5 separate regions of the Mus musculus genome follow, and all the other regions are linked to region 1. The links are chromatin loops, found by intact Hi-C in ENCODE. Cell type or tissue: left cerebral cortex. All regions are shown on one strand. Region 1 overlaps Slc34a1 (solute carrier family 34 (sodium phosphate), member 1). Region 2 holds the start of Ddx41 (DEAD box helicase 41). Region 3 holds the start of Pdlim7 (PDZ and LIM domain 7). Region 4 holds the start of Mxd3 (Max dimerization protein 3). Region 5 overlaps Prr7 (proline rich 7 (synaptic)).

Region 1 (4,000 bases):
TGGAGCTTGAGGTGTAAGTAAGGTGGAGAGGACCAGGAAGAGAGTCCAGAAGGATATCGAGAAGTTTGGACCCTAGGATTCCAGCTAAGGAGCAAGACTAGGTGTGATGCTCACTAACTCTCAGGGGTGGCTCCCCTGAGAGACATAGCAGTCCCTGGTGCTGGCAGGGGCACTTTCATTGGGAGCCACAAGTTCATTGTTTCTGCTCAGAATGAGGAACTGCTGGGATTGGTTGGGCACTCATGGATCAGCCGTTATGCCTGTGGTAGTAGGCATAATAGCAAGGCGATTAGGCACAAGGAAGTAGGCAATTAGCACACTTTCTTACTCAGCCATAAAAGGGAAAAACTGCTTCACCAAACCACAGCCTTCCCAATTTGCTTCTCCTTAATTATTGCATACAAGAAATAGCTCCATTTAGAAAAGCTACAGGGAAACCCAGAGCGCACGGCAGAGGCACAGGCCCATCCTCCACCTTCTGTCCTCTTGCTGTGGATGTTCCCGGTCCTTTCTACCAGCACTCAGGAAACATGTTCCGTCAGCCGGCCCTGCGGTGTTCCTTGGCATCCCAAGTGGCTCACGGCATCAATGCCACCCTTCTGAGAGTTCTGCTCTTCCGAGAGTTCAAGGCAGCTTGACAACAAAAAGCCTACGTGGACAGCTTTAAGGCTGCCTCTGTGATCTTCCTAACACGTCAGCCACCTTCTCATGAGCTCTCTGGCACTCTCAGGCAAGCTCTGTGAGTCACTGCAGCCTCAGAAAGCACAGTCTGGAGAGAGGAGGAGAAATCACGTACTGATCTAAAAAAGCCTTGGAGATATTTCCGTCCTGATGTCTGTCTTGGGCAAGTCTCTACCTGTGCCCTGAACCTCTTCACCCACTGTAGTCATGAAATGAGACCAGCCAAGTGTGCCAGCCATTTTACACAAACGGAAACTCAGCTGGGCCAGCCTTCAGGCTGTTTGCTGTTCCAGCTGTCACTTGCCAGAGCACTGGTTCAGGTCCCTGAACTAGCAGGAAACCTTTTTCTCTAACAGCAGGTTGCATTTCTTGGCTTGGAGTATAAGGCTGGATCTGAGGACCCTGCTCTCTGCCTCCTCTGGACCTGTCCCCTGCAGGGATGTGACTTACACAGCAGCATCACATGGTCCTGGGATGTGCCTTTTTTTTTTTTTTTTTTTTTTTTTTTTTTTTTTTTTTTTTTTTACTACCCTCATTTTTCTTTTCAACTCTTCATGGCCTCCAGCCTTCACCACACTGGACCCAACGTTAGCCAAACTGGTCTCAATAGAAAGGGGGAATCAAGTCTTTTGAGCGTCTGAGACTTGTGGGATGATGGGTGACCTGGCATTGTCCTTGGAATCCCTTCTGAGAGTCTCAGTGTGAACTGACAACTGTACCTGCCTGACTTAAGCGGCATCTTTGAAGGACTGGTAACTAGGGGCAGCTGCTATTAATCTCCACTCTGCAGATGGGAAGCAGCCTCTCTCAGAGGGGTACAAGTGACTTCCTGTATTATTGCTTCCTGTAATGGAGGGCAAGTCTCGATCCTAATGGAAAATTCACTCCTCGTGCAGCTGATTCTCCCAGATGCCACTCTAAGGTACCCGAATCTGTGTCCATTTCTCTTCCTGCCTGCAGCACACCCCAGACCACGCCACCCTCTCAAGGCTGGTGGAGTGGAGACGCTCTGAGAAGTTCTCTTTGCAGCCACCAGATGGCGCTATTGGCCTAAAGTGCTCCGCGGCTTCCAGAAGAACAAAGGGCCCCTCAGCTACTATACCCTCAAAGGGGAAGCTATTGTGCAAGCCCACATCCTCTGTGGTTCTCTCCTGAGGAAGGACTCTTGAAGTATGGAAGTCCTTTGTGAACTTAATCACCTCCTTCAGTTCCCAGAAGTGTCTCAATCTAGGATGTCCCTGTAGGCTCTTAAATACCAAGATGCTCTCTCTTCCAAGATGCTTCCAAGTAGCCCCGCGGGGAAAAGAAGACAGCTTCAGGGACTCTGTCATGGAGACAACGGAAGCCAGAGAGGTTACGTGTACCGCCGGCTCCATTTCACACAGCTGAGAATAGCTCAGCCGCAGTGTGAGCGCAGGACTGTGGCACACTCTTTTGTTCTGCTTTCCACTTCCACCCGGCTCCCTTTCTTCGCCACTTCTCTACCACAGACAGGGGGGACACATCTTGGGAACGGGACCAGATCTGGCCTTCCCAGCTCTATGAGCTAGGCCAGAGTTCCTACCTTCTCTGCCCTGTATGCTCTCCTTAAAGGATTCTCTCTCCCTTCCATTCTGCCCTAGCCTGGCATTACAGTGGATCCTCCCTTGTCACTCCCTTGTCTCTCCGTTCCCATCTTCCACTTTAGGGTCTCTGACTCCCTTTCTGGGTTCAGTTAAGGTCACACAATCCCAGGAAGAAAAGTCAAGTTTCCAGAACCCCATAGGAGGGAGGAGAACACAATCATCGTTGAGTGAGGTCTGGAGCACCAAAACTACAAATAAACAACAACACTCCAGATACCTCAGTCCTCAGCCTAGCCTTGCCCCGACTCAGTCAACCCCACAGTGGGACATTCACCTGCCTCCAGCCTCTATAAGACCCACAAAAATCCCCTCCCCAGAAGACCCCAGGAAGCAGCTCAGAGAAAGCCAGTAAGGTGTGCACGTATCTCAAGAAGTCATCTGCTTCCTAGGGCTTTGGGCTGGAGACCTTCAGGAAGGTCTTCCAAGTCCCTTCCCAAAAGGGTCAGGATCTTTTCTTCTGTAACCTTTATATCTTTACTATTCCAATTTATTTTTCCCAAAGATGTATTTGTTTTATGTGCCCTGGTATTTTGCCTGCATGCATGTCTATGTGCCAGATCCCCTAACACTGGAGTTACAGGCACTTGTGAGATGCCACGTGGATGTGGGGATTGAACCTGAGGCTTCTGGAAGAGTGCCCTGTGCTTTTGAGCCCCAATTATCCAGATTTAAACAGGCTCAGAGAGGTGGTGTGGCCTGTCCCAGAAAGTTGATTTTAAAAGGAGATTTGAACTCAGCAAACACTTGGCTCTCCCCATGACTAAACCCCAGCCTGACTCTTCCTGACTAATCCCCCAGTTTCTCCTGAGCAGGTCAGCAGAATCTCTCACCTTATTAACATTGTTGTTTTGTTTTCTTCTTGAGATAAGATCTCACACTAATCCAGGCTGGCTTTAAACTCATGACAATCCTCCTGCCTCAGCTCTCCAAGTACCCATCTGGATTTCTGTCCTAGAAGATGATTTTTATCCTAGTTTCTTGCCTAGAGTTCAGGCCTTTGGACTTGGTGGTGCCCCAAGGCTATAGTGAACTGGGAATAACAGCTGAGCACGATGTCTTGCTCAAGGGAGAGCATCGCACAAACCAGCTGCAGGCTGTTGAGCCTGTCGACATTACACTGGAGGCTTTTTGTATTGTTTTGTTTTACTTTTGTGATATTGGGAATGAAACCAGGATCTTGTCCATATAGACAAGGGTTGGCCCAAGCCCCAACCTGATCATACAGTCTTTAAATGACACATGGCTTGGAAAAGAACCTAAAGAAGCCATAAGCCTCCCAGTGTCAGCTCCCTCCTGAGCCCCACCCTTAGCTTCTCCATGGCCATTGCGTTTCCTCCTGACACAGCTCCATGATTCCTGGGCACCAGTGGGCAAAGTACAGAATCCTGGCTTCATTTTCAACAAGTCCATAATCCAGTGAAACGACAGACTGGTACTCTACCACCCGAAAGGACACTTCTGCTGGCCTGAGAACTCTGCTTCCTGGAACTTTAAAGTGTATCTCCATAGGCCTACTGACATAGGCGTGTGACTGCTAAATACTTGGGGGCTGAGGCAGGAGGATGGCAAGTCCAGCGCCTACCTGGATAATTTAGTGAGACCCCCATCTCAAAATAAAAAATGAAATGAGGTCTTGGGGTGTAGCTCAGTAGTTGGGATGTTCGCTGAATATTTGTGAGCGTCTAAGCTCAATC
Region 2 (4,000 bases), 130 kb after region 1:
GACTGTTTTGGATTTGAGGTCAGTCTGGGCTGCCGAAAGAGATCCTGTCTCAAAAGAGCTCCTCCCCCCAAAACCAAGTACCACCAACAACCACAGAGAGACTTCCTATCTCCAACTCTCCATTCCCACGGCTGAGCGCAGTGGGTGCTGGGATACACAACCTCACAGGGGCAAGATGATAAAGCACGGTGTCTCCCTTCTCCTCGGGTACCTGCAGGAAACTTCATCTCCTTGAAGCTCTTGATGGGTGGCGGGATACCATCGCCCTCCACCAGGATGTGATACTTCTTCCGAACTCGCTCATGCCGCTCCTCAGACATGCTCAGGACATAACGCGGGGGTGTCCAACTATGGGTAGGTGGTGGGCAGGAGAGGGCAACACGGTAGAGTATGGTGGGGCAGCTCCCTCCCCAGTCCGCACAGCAGGGCGTCAGGGTACCACTGCCAGTCCCAACCTCATATACTTACTGGAAAGGCATACCTAGTTTTGATTGGATCGTCATAGGTGATGCCTTTGGCCATTTCCTTCACTGACATCAAGGCTGAGGAGACAGACATGGCTCAATGAGCAAGACCACCCAAGAGGTCTCGCCTTTGAAATCGGGAGGAGGTGGCTCAGTCCACCTCTGCTCTGAACCAACTATAATGGTACCTCGGCCTTCAGCCACACTCTCCAGAATCTTTTCTTCTTCCTTCAGTTGCTTTTCCTTGGCGGACTCCTTGCGTGCTGAGAAAAGAAGCCGAAGAGGTCAGAGAAGCAGGAGCACTGCGGCCTAGGCCCGTCCTCTCTCCTTCCTGCTAGGCCCACCTTCAGCCTTCTCTTTGAGGTGCTGGTGCTGATCCAGGAGGCTGACATTGGACTGAGGGCCCAGCGGGATGTCGTCCTCATCTCCTCGGGGCTCACTGCCACTGTCCTGCTGCTCTTCCTCCGTAGCGCCCTTGCGTCTTCGCTGCAGCAGCTTCTGGAGCTGAGGTCCCAGCAGTGTCCCTCAGAGCCAAGCCCAGGACCCAGCAGGTGAGGGGGCACAGCACCCGGGAGGGCTTTTTCCGGGAAGGGGATCGTGTGCACTGAGGCGCACGTCTGTCCGGAACTCAGGTTCACTAGTCCCTGGTCTTCCTCAGAACCACGACCCAAGGTAGGACTACAGCTCCCCAGATCCCCCCTCCCGCTGACGGCCGGGGACATGTCGCCGTTGCACCAGGGATGCGGCCCCTCACCAGTAGCTGCCGGCGCTGCCGCAACGGCACATAGGGTACGTAGTCCTCGTCGTCCTCATCCTCGTCCTCGGAGCGGCTCCCACCCGCGGTCGCCTCGTCCGCGCGTGCCCGCTGCGGAGACCCGAGTCAGCCGCGGCCCCTCCCCCTGCCCGCACCCCCTCGCGTGGACCAAACCTCAGTCCCACCTTCCGCTCCGGTTCCGAATCCTCCATCTTAGGCTGCACACATGCGCAATGCCAGGGCATCTGAGCTCCAATCAGATAGGAAAAACTGCTGTGGTCGCCTAGCAACGGCGTGAGCGCCGGATCGCGAACCGGGACAATCTTCTTCCAGCGCGTTTACGGACGCGCAGCGGAGCCAATTGGGTCTGGCGAAGCCTTGTGGGTAGCGGGAGGATTTGAAGCATGCGCAGAAGATCCAAGTCGTGGGTTAAAGGATGAATCTGTTGAACACGCCCTACCCTCCGCACGCTGTCCTTTCCCGCACGCTCCCGGGGAGCGTTGTGCCCTCTGGCGGCCAGGAGTTTCAGCCCTGCAAGCGGTGCTCGCAAAATATTATTCATTAACGTGAGATAACACCGCTGTTCCGACGGGTCAGAAGTAAAATAATGGTCAAGGTCTTTTTTAACCTTGTATGTTATGTGTGTAAATGATATACATCTCAGAGTGACCACCTGGGAAGCTAGAGATAGCACAGAAGAGATGCTGGATCTGGGTTTTCGAGTTAGTGGAGGGAGGAGTCACCATCAAGAGAGCAGGAAAGGGGCTGAGAGTGTAGAGCAAATAACCAGATTCCTTGGGGCATCTGCAGAGATCTCAGGGGCTGGTGTGAGGTAAGGAGACGGGCCCAGGTTGTTAGGAGTCCTACTTTAAGGAGGAAAGACAGAGCTAGTGCTGGCTGCTCCTTCCCAAGTCTTTATCTGTAATAGGTGCATCGATCACCATGGAGTGCCAAAGTGTTCTGAGATTGGGAGAAATAAAATGATTTTTTTTTAACCTAAGAGAGGGTCTTGCCATGTAGCCAAGGTTGGCTTCAAACTTGTGGTGATCCTCCTGCTTCAACCTCATGAGTGCTGGGATTGTGTATAATCACAATACCTAGCATGAAATCACAAAGGAAGTGCAAATCAATTTTCGTGATATTCATAGCAAGTAGCCTCTCTTGAAGAATAATTAAAATCCAAAAGCCAGGTGGTTGCATGCACCTTTAATCCCAGCACTCAGCAGGCAGATCTGAGTTTGAAGCCAGCTGGGGCTACACAGTAAGAACTCATGGTAAAGAAACAAACACCCGGAATTCATAATGGAAGAGTAATTGTGGAGGGGTGGGGAATGTGAAAGAAAGTCAGGAGTCACCTAGCTGGTGACCGTGTGCTGAAGGCCAAAGCTAGACTTTGTAGGTACTTGACCAGACTTTAACTCTTGCCACAACTGGAATTTTAAAGAGCAGTTTTAAGTGTGAAAAACAAAGCTAACCAATACAGAGAAAAGGCTACAACTGTTTTCCCTTTCCTAAAAATGAAACAGGCTGAGAAGCAGGAGCTGTGAGCCTGTGGTCTGGCTCCTGCTCCCTTGGGGGAGGAGAAGAGTATGGGTTAACTGCAGAGCCTAGCAGACGCTTGCTAAGAATGGCATTTAGCAGGGCTGGAGGGTGGCTCAGGCCAAGAGCATTGGTTCTTGCAGAGGACCCAGATTGGATTCTCAGCACCTATATGGTGCCTCACATTTCTAACTCCATTTCTGTGGAATCCAATGCTCTCTTCTGACCTTCAACACCAGGCTTACAGTGTGAGCAAAACACTCACACATAAAACAGATCTTTAAAAAGACTTAAGCCTGGACACGGCACATGTGAGACATTTTTAGTAAATCTACCACATTAAAATAGGATTTGGGAAGGTGAAGTGGATTCCTTGACTTTATAGATGTTTAGTATGTGTTTTGTTTTAAGGTTTACGAGTGTATACATAGCCCATTCCCACTGGACACGCAGATCTAATTCTAAAAGGTGTTTGTCCTTAACTGCTCCAATTGTGTTGGTATGGTGTGGGTAGCTCTCAACTGGCTAGGGCTGCAGGTGCATAGTTGTAAAGGCCTCAGGGCCTCTGGTCTCATGCATATGTAAAAGTCCATATCCAACCTAGGTCCACATGATCACATTGCAGAGGGGAAAACTAAGTGTAAAGGCTAAGCAAGGTGAACCTGTAAGGCCATTTCCGGGAAGGATTAACTAAGGGGTGAAGACACTACACTCAAATGTGCTGTACTTTTCTCAGTGGTATCCTGGACATAAGGAGATCCGAGGAAATGTTGCTTTTGCAACTACTCTGCTGACATCAGAGCTTAGCTTCTTCAGTTTTCCAATGTGGACTAAAGATTAGGGACACACACACACTCTCTCTCTCTTTTTGTTTTTTAGGTTTTTCAAGACAGGGTTTCTCTGTGTATCCCTGGCTGTCCTGGAACTCACTCTGTAGACCAGGCTGGCCTCGAACTCAGAAATCCCGAGTGCTGGGATTAAAGGCATGCATCACCATTGCCCGGTGGATTAGGGACTCTCTTGAGGGCTAGAAATGGCTTAGCAGTCAAGGGCACTGAGCTCTTCCAGAGGATCCAGGTTCAATTCCCAGCAACCCTGAAGCACTAGACTGAATCAGCCTCTCACTATGCAGAGGCGGCCATTGTCGAGCTACCCAGCCCATATAGTGTTCTAGGTTGATGTACTTGAGTCCTCCCAATAGGAGACAGGGCCTAGACAGTGACAACAGCCACAACCTTTGGGC
Region 3 (4,000 bases), 110 kb after region 1:
CTCTTCACGACCACCCACGCCCTCCCCAGCGCCTCAGCGGGCCATAGGACCCCGTAGGGTGCAGGCCAGGAACCCCCTCGCGGACGCCGGTACCTGAGTGCCCGCCTGGGCCGCTGCCTGGCAGCCTCCGGGAGCAGCGATGGGATCCGCCGCTGCGCTCTGACCCCGCCTCCGCGGACGCCGCGCCTTTTGAGCCCGCGGAAGGGGGCGGAGCCCTAGGCCACGCCCTCCCCAGGCCAAACGAGTGGACATCCCGGGGTCGGTGGGAGGCCCCACCCAGTCAAAAAACCCTGAGTCTCCAGGAGAGGGAAGGTGAGATCGGGCACTTACCCTCGCCAGTCGGGTCGCTGCCCAGCCTGTGCCCCGCTTCAGGCTCTCGCCCAAGCCCCTTGCGCCTCCCACTGGCGGAGTGGAGGAAAGCATCCGTTTGAAACCCCAGAGTTGATTGATCTCTCACCGTATTCTCTTGTAGAGGAAAATGGCATGGTAACACTTTTCTGTTAGGGATACTGTTAGAGGTCAATATTGTCAGCATCATCAGATTTCAGATTCTCTAGGAACTGGAGAAGCGAGATAGGGTAGTTTCAAGTTAGGCTTCCTGGTGTTCGGGATGTAGCTTAGTGGTGGAGCTCAGTAGCTAAGCTCTCTGGAGGCCCTTGTTTCAGTCCTCAACACCAAACCCAACCAAAGGCTTGCAGGATATAACAAACAAGTAAATACATACATAGTAAGAGCCAACGGGGGCGGGCTTAGCGCCACTTGTTGTCTGACGGTGTAAGTAGAGTCCACAGCCATGGGACTTCCACCCAGAGCCCCCAGAACCACTATTGGAATGGATTGTTTCCCATTTAACCCCAGTCCAGAGTACACAGTTCTTCCAATGCGGTTGGGATGGAAGGGGCTGCCACGGAGTGTTCTCAGAGCCCCTGCTTTAGCCTCGGTCTTAGCCAAGGGTGGGCAGAAGGAAAAGCTGAGCTCTCCTGAATGTTTGAGTCAGTAGAGAGGTGCACAGCCTCCCCTTGCCCAGCCCCCCCATCATCACACCCCCTCTTCCCCATCATTGTCCCAAGTACATAAATTCTTATGGGAGTTGTCATCCTTGAAGAAATCCTCTTCAGGTGGGTCTCTGAGTTCAAGGCCAGACTGACTGATCTATGTAGTGAGTTCCAGGACAGCCAAGGCTACACAGAGAAACCGTGTCTCGAAAAACTGAAGAAAAAAAAAAACCAAAAAAACAAAACCACCCTCTTTAGCTATCTGCTATGCTTCTGTCTCCATCACGTTTCCCTCTTTGTCCCTCGTCCCCTATACTATTGACTCTTTCTCCAGGTCTTCTATGACCTCAATTAAGTCAGCTGCAGCCTTCAGGTTTCATCCTGTTCTGACAGGAATGCTGGTCTACACCAGGTTGATCAGGGGTTTTTTCTTTTTCCATTCCTTCATTTCTATCTTCTTCTTCCCACCCCCACCCCCCCAGATACAGCGCCTTCTTCTGACCTCTCTAGGCATCTGGTGCACACATAGCGCACATATGCATGCAGGGAAAACGCCCATACGCATAAAATAAGGTCTCCTTGGGTAGACTGGCTTGAACTTGCATGGGTTCCCAGATCTTCCAGCTCTTCCCTCCGGAGGGCTGAGATCATACCAAGCCCAGCAGCTTCCTCATCTAAAATCCCAATCTTTCTAGCTTCAAGGCTTCCTTCCCTCTATAACACTTCATCGGCCTCCAGTCTTTGGCCATTTGGTCATGAAACTCACACCTTAAGAGCCCTTACTCTCCTTTGGCTTTCAATAACACTGAAAATGGTCAGCCCGAGCTCTTTCCTCAAGAACTGCAGACACCAATAATGTATACCTTGTCTACGTGTCTGCCAGGAAGGTTTCTCAAACAATCCAAGTTTGTGCTTTCTTCTCACTCCTTCCTGGTCTCAGCCAATGACATCATTCACCTGGTTGGTTCCGCAGAACCTATGAAATTATATGTCTCTTCTCATCTACATCATCTCCCGATGTTCTCACAGCTAACCCTTGCTGCTGTTTCACCCATACACATAAAATAAGGTCTCCTTGTGTAGACTGGCTTGAACAGCAGCAGCTAACTCTTGCTGCTGTTTCACCTCCATCGAATGCTTCAACACCTACGAGCCTCCTTGCTGACCGCCCCGCTATCACCCTTGCCTCCCCCCACCCCACCCCCCAGTCTTCTTGCCGTTGCGGATGTGATATTCTTAAAACAGAGATCACACTTCATCTTTTTAGCATTCCAGTGGGCTCACACTCGATTTAAAATAAAACTAAAATCCTTAAGACCTACCCAAGACTAAGAAACTGGGTCAAGTGTTGGGCCTGGCAGCACAGGGCCTGTGTAATTCCAGCTACTGGGGAAAAGGGGGGTTACATGTTCAAGGCCAGCCTAGGCCATTTAATGAGACCCTGCTTCAAAATAAGTAAAAGGAGAAAAAAGAAAGAAAAGAAAAGAAATACAATAAAAATAAGGGAAAGGAGGAGGTTATGCTTAGCTTCTTGGGGAAGATGTTAAGTCTGACTCTCTAAGACATGAAAAAGAAATAAAACTGGCAGAGCTCTTTCACACTCGCCCACTCCACTTAGCCCACTCTGGCCCTGGTTCTACACCCCCAAGTATATTCTCGCCTTAGGGCCCCTTTGCATTTCACAATTTCTTTATCTTCAAACACTTTTTTTTTCTTTTTTAAAAAACATTTACTTGTTTATTTTCTATATATGAGTACACTGTCACTCTCTTCAGACACACCAGAGGAGGGCATCAGATTCCATTACAGATGGTTGTGAGCCATCATGGGGTTGCTGGGAGTTGAACTCAGGACCTTCAGAAGAGCAGTCAGTGCTCTTCTTCTTCTTTTTCTTCTTCTTCTTCTTCTTCTTCTTCTTCTTCTTCTTCTTCTTCTTCTTCTTCTTCTTCTTTTCTTTTTCTTCTTTTTCTTTTTCTTTTCTTTCTTTTTTCTTTTCTTTTCTTTTCTTTCTTTCTTTCTTTTTTTTTTTTTTTTGAGACACGGTTTCTCTGTGTATCCCTGGCTGTCCTGAAACTCACTCTGTAGACCAGGCTGGCCTCAAACTCAGAAATCCACCTGCCCCTGCCTCCCGAGTGCTGGGATTACAGGCATGTGCCACCACACCCCGCTGCAGTCAGTGCTCTTAACCACTGAGCCATCTCTCCAGCCCAACTATTTTTTTTTCTGTAGGGATCTAAAAGCCTTATTTTTTTTTTCTCTGTTTGAATACTGCCTCCTCCTGGGGTCTTCTCCGAGCACCCCATCTGGAACAGCAGTCCCCACTGGAGAGATGGCACAGCAGTTAAGAGCACCAGCGGATCTTTCAAAGGACCCAGGTTTGATTCTCAGAACCCACATGGTGGCTCACAACCATTTGTAATTCTAATTCCAGGGGGTTTCAGACACCCTCTGCTGGCTTCCCTGTGTACCAGGCATGTACATGGTGCGTAGATTATACATGCAGACAGACAAATAGAATAAACAAAGACATTTTAAATATTTAAAACAGCAGTTCCATGATACCATACCTGTATCATACCCTAGTCCTTTAACCTACTTTGTTTTCCCCATAGCACTTTCCACCCTGTGATATACTGTGCCCCTATTGTGCCTGCCCTCAGAACCTGCACGGAGTTGATATGATCAGATGAAGGAAGGCTTGCAAAGGTGCAATGAAGGAAAGAGAATGGCACTTCGACGGCTCCTGGCCATCTGCCGGCCGACAGGAAAGGCTTCCAAGGACCTTTCTTGCTCCACAGAAAGGCATGGGCCTGGGTGCATCTTTTTGGATCTTCTCAAGAACACACAGCCTCCAGGTTTGGAACAGGCAGGGACTAGGAAGGATACAGCGCCCTCTGGTGGCCAGGATCCCTGCAGCTCCATGGCCAGGTCTCTTAGTTCTGAAGGTCTTCTAAACTAGTTGGAAGAAGATGGAAATCCCCATGCAACTGAGACTTTGACTGTTT
Region 4 (4,000 bases), 75 kb before region 1:
AACTGTTGAGAGCCAGGTTGGGACTCACCTGCGCTTCTCCAGCTCGTTGTGCACAGACCTGTGAATGCCAAGGGGATCAAGTGAGGGTACTGTGCAAATCCTCAACCCCAGGCTGTTGTGCAGCTCAGACCTCACTACAGATAGCTGCGCCAAGGAAGCCTTTCGTGAGGGCCTGGGTTCCTTTAGGACACCACACCCCAGGTAGTGACTAAAGGAATCAGACACACACACCAAAAAATACAGGACACTTGCCCAGGTACTTGCGGGGTCTCGCCCCTGACAGCCAGGCAAGACAGGCTCCCTGGACAGATGTGACACTTGATCAAAAAATAAGCCTGTCAGAGAAATCAGTAGAGGGGAAACTATTTTAAAGAAACAGAATATGCAAAAGAACAGAAAAGCAGAAGCCTGTAGTAGAGACAATTCAGGAGTGTGAATGACCTGTGTGATGTGATGTGATGTGTGTGTGTGTGTGTGTGTGTGTGTGTAGAAAAGGCGGATGGAGCAGGGTACCTGGGCCGTGTGTGTGTGTGTGTGTGTGTGTGTGTGTGTGTGTGTGTGTGTAGAAAAGGCGGATGGAGCAGGGTACCTGGGCCAGAAGAACAAACAAGGAAGTGAGAAGAGAGTTAGATGGGACAGCTAAGGACCAGCATCCCTCCCTACACTGCCCCATCCCTGCTCACCGCCCACTGTTCAGCGCGCCAGGAGCTTGCAGGGGTGGCTTCCTCCTCCTGCAGACGGTCCCGGGGCTGTGGTGTGGACACAGGGACGCATAACCGTGCTCTGCCTCTGCCAGAGAGAGAACACAGCAACACAGCCCGTCAGCTGGAGCCCCTGGCACGGCGAAGTCAAGGAAAGGCTTTTGGCGCCAGGACCCTTTCCCCAGTCACTCCCTGCCCGGCTGCCTGCGAACTCCAATAGATGTGCGGGCGGCAGCGCGCCAGCAGCCCTCCAGCCTTGCTCCCTCCAGGTTGGGAGCCAAATTCAGCCCGCGCGCGGGGTCTGTCCTCACCTCTCTCGCGCCTCTCCAGGAACTCCGCTGCCTGCAGCAGGACCTGGATGTTGCTAGCCACGGGTTCCATGTCGGCGACAGCCGACGACCAGCGGGCTAGGGATGCTAGCCCTGTCAGCCGCCTTACCACTTTTGTTTCAATGTAACTGACACGGTGCCACAAGCACAGGGCCCGCCCCGCCCCCGGTCGCCCCGCCCTGGCCCCTCCCCGCCCCGCCCATGGGAACCCCGTCCGCCCCGCCCTGCCCAGCCCAGCCCGCCTCTTCCCGCCCAGGCTGAACTGGGCTGCTGCTCTGCGCTTTAGGGAAGAACCCTCCGCCGGGTCAGGCAGCCCGGACACCGGGCGCTGCAAGCTGCCCCACTCCTGCGACAGGCAATCGCGCCGGTCCTAGCAGGCGCCGGCCTGGGCTACACGTGCGCGCGGGACGCGGCCACATCCTCCGGGCGGGCCGCGAGCCTCGGAGACTGGGTTGGTTGATGCGCGGCCCCGCCTTCTCCCGCCGCGGGGGCCCCGACTCGGGCGGGAAAAGCTGCCGGTTTCAAATTTGAAAACCCGGACGAGGAGGGCGGGGGCGAGCTACGAGAGACGGCGATGCGCACGCGCCTGTGTTGGGGGCGCGGACGCAGGACACGGTACGGGCCGCCCCGTATCTGCCCTTCATTGGTCTTCGAATGGGAATCCCTCCTAGCTCTCCCGTCCTTCGCAGGGAGGTTAATGGCGTCGTGAAAACGTCGGCTGTTGATAGCTTCCCAAGCCAGGGCATGAAACACACTGTCTCACCCTGAGTTCTGGAGCTCCTCAGCGGCCACTGCTAGGTGTGACGACAACTCGCGTACTGTGAGACAGCGTTGCGGTGGTTACAACTAATGCCAGCAAGCAAACATACGTCTCTCATTAGGGCCATTGCAACCAGACAGCCCCTGGGGGGCGGGGTGGCATCTAGAACAAGGCTCTGCTAGCCATCCGGTGGAGGCTCCTGGATAGCCACTAGGGGTAGCCATACCTATGAGTCAGGAATGATGGGGCATTCTGAGAGTCAAGTGGACCAGAGAGGGGGCACTATGAACAGATGGCCTTAGGAAAACACAGTCACGTGCCAATCAGGCCCCTTCGGAAGAGGCTGTCTTCCCAAGGGAAATCGCCTTTTTTTTTTTTTTTTTTTTTTTAAATCCAAGAGTTGCGGCTACTGTGTAACAGTTTGTAGACTGAAAGGCCTGGTGGCTATGGAGAGAGACACCGGAAGGTCTGCCCAGCTCCGGTCAGCAGTCAGGCTCTTGTGCGTTCCCCTTGGAAGAGAAGGAGGAGCGAATTGACACAGGATCTCATGTGCAACAATCTAGCTTCAAACTTGCTATGTAACCCAAGATGGCGACCTCCTGATACTCCTTCCAGTTCCCAAATGTCGGGGTTTCACGCAAGCACCGTGCAGGCACAGACATCATACATCTGCTACCCAGGAGACTGACCTCAGAACAGGACGGAGACAAAAGGTTCTCCAAGGAAAGTTCCAGCAGAGGGAGGAGGCCACATCATCTCAGAATCATCCTAGGAGGTATAGGTAACAGCCTGGCTGAAGGGTGTTGTTAGAAGTCAACCTGGCCTCAGACCTCCCATGAATATGTAGATAGGGCCAGAGCAGGCAGGAGTAACCCTTCCTAGGGGGAAAGGCAAGGTGTGGCGATGAAGCTCTGGCAAGTATCAGGTCCAACAGATACTCCAGTGACCTAAAAGAGCCTCTGTCCCTAGATCACCTGGGTCCTGTGATGTCTGGGGATCCACTTCCCCTTCAGCCACAGTAACTGGAGTGGACTGTCTTTTTGTTGGTTGGTTGGTTGGTTGGTTGGGTTGGGGTGGGGGGCTGTTTTGGGGGTTTTATTTGGTTGTTTGGTTGGTTTTTTGTTTTTTTTTCAGGACAGGGTTTCTCTGTGTAGCCCTGGCTGTCCAGGAACTCACTCTTTAGCCAGGCTGGTCTCGAACTCAGAGGCGGATGCCTGCCTCTGCCTCCCAAGTGCTAGGCTTAAAGGCATGCACCACCACTGCCAGGCTGGAGTGGGCTGTCTTACCTTGTCGCAGTTTGTCAGATAACTAATGTCCAAATGGATTTGTGCCTTAGATCACCAAGGCCTTCCATCTCCTGCTACAGATTGCTCAGGGTATAGTCCTGATGTCTCCCTGTCCCCAGAACCTTTGCAGATGTGGGGACCTGATTAAGAAGCTGAACTCCGGGGCTGGTGAGATGGCTCAGAGGTTAAGAGCGCTGGCTGTTCCTCCAGAGGTCCTGAGTTCAATTCCCAGCAATCACATGGTGGCTCACAACTATCTATACTGGAATCTGATGCTCTCTTCTGGTATGCATGCAGAATACTGTATACATAATGAATATTAAAAAAAAAAAAGACGCTGGACTCCTTCAGTGAGTTCCCCCTTGCTGCAGTAGAACTGATGCCTGGTACAACCTGCGATGGCTCCAACAGCCCTTGGGTTCAAGGGGCTGGGCAGTGCCCCTCCTCTGCCTCGTAGCACACTGATCCTGCCCTCGCCCACTCCCTGCCTATACCAGATGCACTCAAATGCCACATCCTCCAGCAAAGCCCCAGGACTCTCTCCTCCTTTGCACCTTCTAAAAACACCAATGGTCCTGTGTCTCTTGAGGTCACCTCTTCTACCGGATTGTGGCCCAGTAGCAGAGGCACACAGGACTGAGAAAAGCATCCATCCGTGCTGGGGGGACAGAAGCACCCAGCTCGAGGCTACCTGGGAATGTCACCCCAGCCTGTCAGGATAGCACAGGACAGTGGCACCTCCTGCAGCTTTTAACTGTGTCTCTTTCAAGTAGACTTTGATTGTTATTTTTGAGTATTTTGCCTCCATGTATGTCTGTGTACCATGTGTGTACCGGATGCCCTGGAGGCCAGAAGAGTGAGTCAGAATTCCTGGAACTGGAGATACATGTGGCTGTGGGTCACTGCGGATGCTGGGACTCTAAC
Region 5 (4,000 bases), 66 kb after region 1:
AGCTGCCACTCTCTCTCCATCTTGTACTTCTTCCCCACTCCCTGAGCTACACCACAACAGGTGGGCCAGAGCCTGGACAGGAAGTCTGGCGACTAGTTAACCTAACGACCAGGGGTTCTCAGGGTCTCTGGTGCCCAGTGCTGACCAACAGAGTTTCATCCACAGCCTGCCACGTGGGAAGTGGGCAGTGACTGACTGAGATACAGGCTAAACCTTAGCGCCTTCTTTTAGCTGTGCCACATGAGACGAGGCTTGCTCTTGCTTCTGAGCGTGTCACCTCATCTCTCAGAGAACAGTGCAACCAGAAGTGACAGGGTAATGTGAATGCCCTTAAGATTCTGCATGAAGCCAGTTGTGGTGGTGGTGGTGGTGGTGGTGGTGGTGGTGGTGGTTCATGCCTTTCATCCAGTAATGGGAAGGCAGAGGCCTGTGGATTGCTCTTAAGTTAGCTGGGACTATATAGTGACATCCTGTCTCAAAAATGACAATTACCTGGAAAGAAAGGACAGTTTCTGATGACCCTGACATTATTCTAAAGCTTCCCCTTATATACTCTTAGAAGGGACCGTGACATCATGCTGTCCATGATAGCCCATCTTCTGGGCTCGAGCCATCTTCATCATTGCAGACCCATGTCACCCCTGATTCTTGGCAGATACTTCTAACTTAGCAAGCATCATTAACTCCAGCCACAGAAATTCCTTCTTTAACCCGGAACTGTTTCTGCCCTTTTGCTTGAAACCTCTAGCTTGTGCCTATTTCTTCAGAACATTCCTGTTCCTGAGGGCTCAAGGAAAGAGAACAACAGATTTAATTAACTCCCAGTGACTGGCAGCATCGTGTTTTTATCTGGGCTGCATCACCATGGCAGCCTCGTGGTGGGGTTGTCAAGGGGGCGGGCAGAGCTATTGTTCCTACCCTTGTCTGCTCTGGAACGCAGGCCCAGGAGGATAGGACTGGCACGGGCACCAAGTGACACATGGCTGAAGGCAGCCAGAGAGTCAGACAGGAGCCATCTGGGGAGATGGGGTGGCCAAGGCCTGGCACCCTTTCAGCCCGAGTCTTAAGCTGATTTCGGGCACCAAAGCTGAGTGAGTGTGGGTGCGCCAAGGCCAGGCATTTCCTTGAAGCTCCTGGAAAACCTTCCTTCTCACAAGTTCAGTGGGCCAGCGCTTGGTGACTAGACCTAGGTTCAAATTAGAGCTGCGGTCTGTGCAGTTAACTGCTCTTCCAGCTCCCAGCTGTGAGTTAGAAAGACACTGTTACCCACAGGGTTGTGTAAGTTGCTGGTAGAAGGTATTCGAGAAAGGCCCATCTCTGTTCTGTGGGGATGGTGACCCGTCTGTTGCTTGGCCTTAATTAAGCAGTCAGGGCTCCAGACTTCTCTCCCACCAACCCCTGTAGCCCCCCACCCATGCAGAGATGTCGCCCCCTGCTGTGATAGGAGGTGGACCCAGAGACCAGGGTTTGTCCTGACTGTAGGGCTAGGTGGGTCTGAAAGACAAATCTAATTTTCTACCCCACTTTACAAAGAGGGAAAGGGATTAGTGGAAGGAAGGGGGTTGGGTTGGAAGTAAGAGAGGTGCAGCCAAGTGGGGTTTGCGCATGAGTAGGTGGTGTGGGAAGTCGAGTTGGGGCTAGAATCCGGCTGGCAGAGGCGCCTAGAGGAAGGAAAGCCGGCCTGGCCCACGCCCAGCACACGGTGTTGGGAACAGACAAAGACCGGGCTGGTGGCATGCAGTGGCAGCCACTCGCCAATCTCTTTCAGGCGTGGCTAATAGTTGGAAGCAGTGCAGGGCAGAAACTGGGCTCCAAGCGGACTGCTGGTGGGCCTCCTGGAGGTGCACTGCCCTTTCCCTCGCCCCCAAAACACCGCGCCAAGACTACTCCAGCGTCCTGGCAGTCACAGCTTCCGAAACCACCTCGAAGCTGGACCCTGGGGTCGCGGGCGGACTCCGCGCGCCCCCTACTGGCCTCTCTTGGGTCGCGTCAGCACGCGGTCGCCGGGTCCCGATTCGGGGGAAACCCTATCGGGGAAACCTCGGGGCGTGACGTCATCCCTGGGTGACGTCACCCGGCCCCCGGGGAGTGCGGGGGTTCCCACCGAGGAGGCATCCCCGGCCCTGCGCGGGACGCGGATGCAGGCCGGGAGTCACCAAGGACCCTGGCGAGCCTCGCTGAGCCCTGTGTCTGCCCCGCAGGTCGCTCGCGGCCCCGGGTGAAGCAGGCCCGCGCCGGCCGGCGCCATGGGAAGGAGCGGGAACCACAGTTGCCCCTCGCCGGCATGTGCGCCTATTGAGCCCCGCCGCAGGCAGCCCCCGGCCGCAGGTCCCCGAGTGACACTGGCGGCACCTGGGAGCGTGGCGCGGCCCCGGGGCCACGCCGAGGAGCCCAGCGTCCAGTAGAGCCGCCGAGGACCTGCCGCTTGTGCCGCAGCCATGGTGATGTCCCAGGGCACCTACACGTTCCTCACTTGCTTCGCCGGCTTCTGGCTCATCTGGGGTCTCATCGTCCTGCTCTGCTGCTTCTGCAGCTTCCTGCGCCGCCGCCTCAAACGGCGCCAGGAGGAGCGACTAAGGGAGCAGAACTTGCGTGCCCTGGAGCTGGAGCCCCTCGAGCTTGAGGGCAGCCTGGCTGGAAGTCCTCCCGGCCTGGCGCCGCCGCCGCCACCGCACCGCAGCCGTCTGGAGGCGCCTGTGCACGCGCACTCGCACGTGCACGTGCACCCGCTGCTGCACCACGGGCCGGCGCCGCCGCACGCGCACCCGCACCCACACCATCACGCACTGCCGCACCCACCGCCGCCGCACCTCGCCGTGCCGCCCCGGCCCTGGAGCTATCCGCGCCAAGGTAAGGCTGCGTTTCGGCAGGCGAGCGCTCCCTGCCCATGCCGGAGGCGCCCCACCCTTAGCACCGGGAGAAGCGGGCTGGGGTGGTGGTGGCTGGGCGAGGCTTCTGCCCCGGGCCGGCGGCTTCATCCTCACCAGCCCGCTTCCCGTTCCGCAGCGGAATCGGACATGTCTAAGCCGCCGTGCTACGAGGAGGCGGTGCTGATGGCCGAGCCGCCGCCTCCCTACAGCGAGGTGCTCACGGACACTCGCGGCCTCTACCGCAAGATCGTCACGCCCTTTCTGAGCCGCCGCGACAGCGCGGAGAAGCAGGAGCAGCCGCCTCCGAGTTACAAGCCTCTCTTCCTGGACCGGGGCTATACTTCGGCGCTGCATCTTCCCAGCGCCCCGCGGCCCGCCGCACCCTGCCCTGCCCTCTGTCTGCAGGCGGAACGCAGCCGCCGGGTTTTCCCCAGCTGGACCGACTCAGAGCTCAGCAGCCGAGAGCCCCTGGAGCACGGAGCTTGGCGTCTGCCGGTCTCCATCCCCTTGTTCGGGAGGACTACAGCCGTATAGAGGGGCGCCCGGCGTCCCGAGCCCCACGGGCGAACTCCTAGCCTGACTGCGAGGCTTTTTAAATGCTTCCCTTGGACTGCAGGGAGGGGTGGGGGGGAGGGAGGGATTTCTTACCCTGTTTGTTACATTTTGAGGATAATAAAGGTGTGTGATCTGCTTTGGTACAAGCGGAGGGGGATACCAGCTGCTTTAAGCACAAGGTGCTAGTGACCGGGCATGTGGACTTTAGGGAAAGTGCCCGAGTACTGGCCTTGAGAGCAGAGGGCTGGTGTTCGGAAACCAAAGGTTGTTTCTCAAGGGCTTAATGTTCCGTCTCCTCCTAACCTGTTTTTGTGCGCCCCCTGTAGCCTCGGAGGTGACAGGAGTTGGGAAGCTGGTCGTGAGGGCCGGCGCCCACGCCAGATCAACCCCTGGAGGCCCAGAGCAGCAGGCCCGAAGGGATCTGGATTTCTTTATTAACAGACATGAGCACGACCCATTACATAAGTTTGTGCTTAGAAAAAAAAAAAAAGTTAATGTGAAAAAGAACCCAAGCAGAGAGGAAAGAATTGGGGAGGGGCCACCCAAACCACTGGGTCCCATCAATAAGCCCTGAC

The links. Peaks named below come from ENCODE experiments on the same cell type or tissue, not always from the same donor. Only the 100,000 strongest peaks of a DNase experiment are listed, where the experiment ranks them.
Region 2: a loop joins it to region 1, with 2.7 times the contacts of the local background. A loop is called at or near these places in 15 of 42 quality-filtered maps.
Region 3: it touches region 1 in a loop (6-fold over the local background); 33 of 42 quality-filtered maps call a loop at or near these places.
Region 4: a loop joins it to region 1, with 2.1 times the contacts of the local background. A loop is called at or near these places in 7 of 42 quality-filtered maps.
Region 5: it touches region 1 in a loop (6-fold over the local background); 23 of 42 quality-filtered maps call a loop at or near these places.

The regions. Positions count from the first base shown.
Region 1 is chr13:55,403,876-55,407,875 of GRCm38, forward strand. The region is part of intron 8 of Slc34a1 (solute carrier family 34 (sodium phosphate), member 1); the gene reads left to right. Among named protein-coding and RNA genes, the nearest start is that of Slc34a1, 6.2 kb to the left of the region's middle. In left cerebral cortex, a CTCF peak has its summit at 1,707 (motif pointing right); DNase peaks (open chromatin) are centred at 746 and 1,731; H3K27ac peaks cover 2,379 bases.
Region 2 is chr13:55,535,078-55,539,077 of GRCm38, forward strand. It overlaps Ddx41 (DEAD box helicase 41), which reads right to left and starts at 1,581. Exons shown (of 17, transcript NM_134059.2): 1 at 1,404-1,581; 2 at 1,219-1,329; 3 at 809-968; 4 at 653-727; 5 at 482-542; 6 at 212-348. The coding sequence starts at 1,430. It overlaps Gm46416 (a long non-coding RNA gene), which reads left to right and starts at 918. Exons shown (of 5, transcript XR_003950651.1): 1 at 918-1,015; 2 at 1,123-1,810. In left cerebral cortex, a CTCF peak has its summit at 1,728 (motif pointing left); a DNase peak (open chromatin) is centred at 1,552; H3K4me3 peaks cover 1,721 bases; H3K27ac peaks cover 1,373 bases.
Region 3 is chr13:55,513,274-55,517,273 of GRCm38, forward strand. Pdlim7 (PDZ and LIM domain 7) reads right to left here and starts at 173. Exons shown (of 13, transcript NM_001114088.2): 1 at 94-173. In left cerebral cortex, CTCF peaks have their summits at 390 and 3,910 (motif pointing left); DNase peaks (open chromatin) are centred at 272, 1,993, 2,364, 2,570 and 1 more place; H3K4me3 peaks cover 733 bases; H3K27ac peaks cover 1,424 bases.
Region 4 is chr13:55,328,586-55,332,585 of GRCm38, forward strand. It overlaps Mxd3 (Max dimerization protein 3), which reads right to left and starts at 1,146. Exons shown (of 6, transcript NM_016662.5): 1 at 1,013-1,146; 2 at 684-789; 3 at 29-58. The coding sequence starts at 1,082. In left cerebral cortex, a CTCF peak has its summit at 1,979 (motif pointing right); DNase peaks (open chromatin) are centred at 807, 922 and 1,466; H3K4me3 peaks cover 1,273 bases.
Region 5 is chr13:55,469,587-55,473,586 of GRCm38, forward strand. Prr7 (proline rich 7 (synaptic)) reads left to right here. Exons shown (of 3, transcript NM_001030296.4): 2 at 2,202-2,850; 3 at 3,007-3,569. The coding sequence starts at 2,439. The coding sequence ends at 3,404. It overlaps Dbn1 (drebrin 1), which reads right to left. Exons shown (of 15, transcript NM_001177371.1): 15 at 3,842-4,000. Among named protein-coding and RNA genes, the nearest start is that of Mir6944, 6.2 kb to the right of the region's middle. In left cerebral cortex, CTCF peaks have their summits at 1,975 (motif pointing left), 2,188 and 3,754; DNase peaks (open chromatin) are centred at 974, 1,682, 1,945, 2,793 and 2 more places; H3K4me3 peaks cover 2,417 bases; H3K27ac peaks cover 3,510 bases.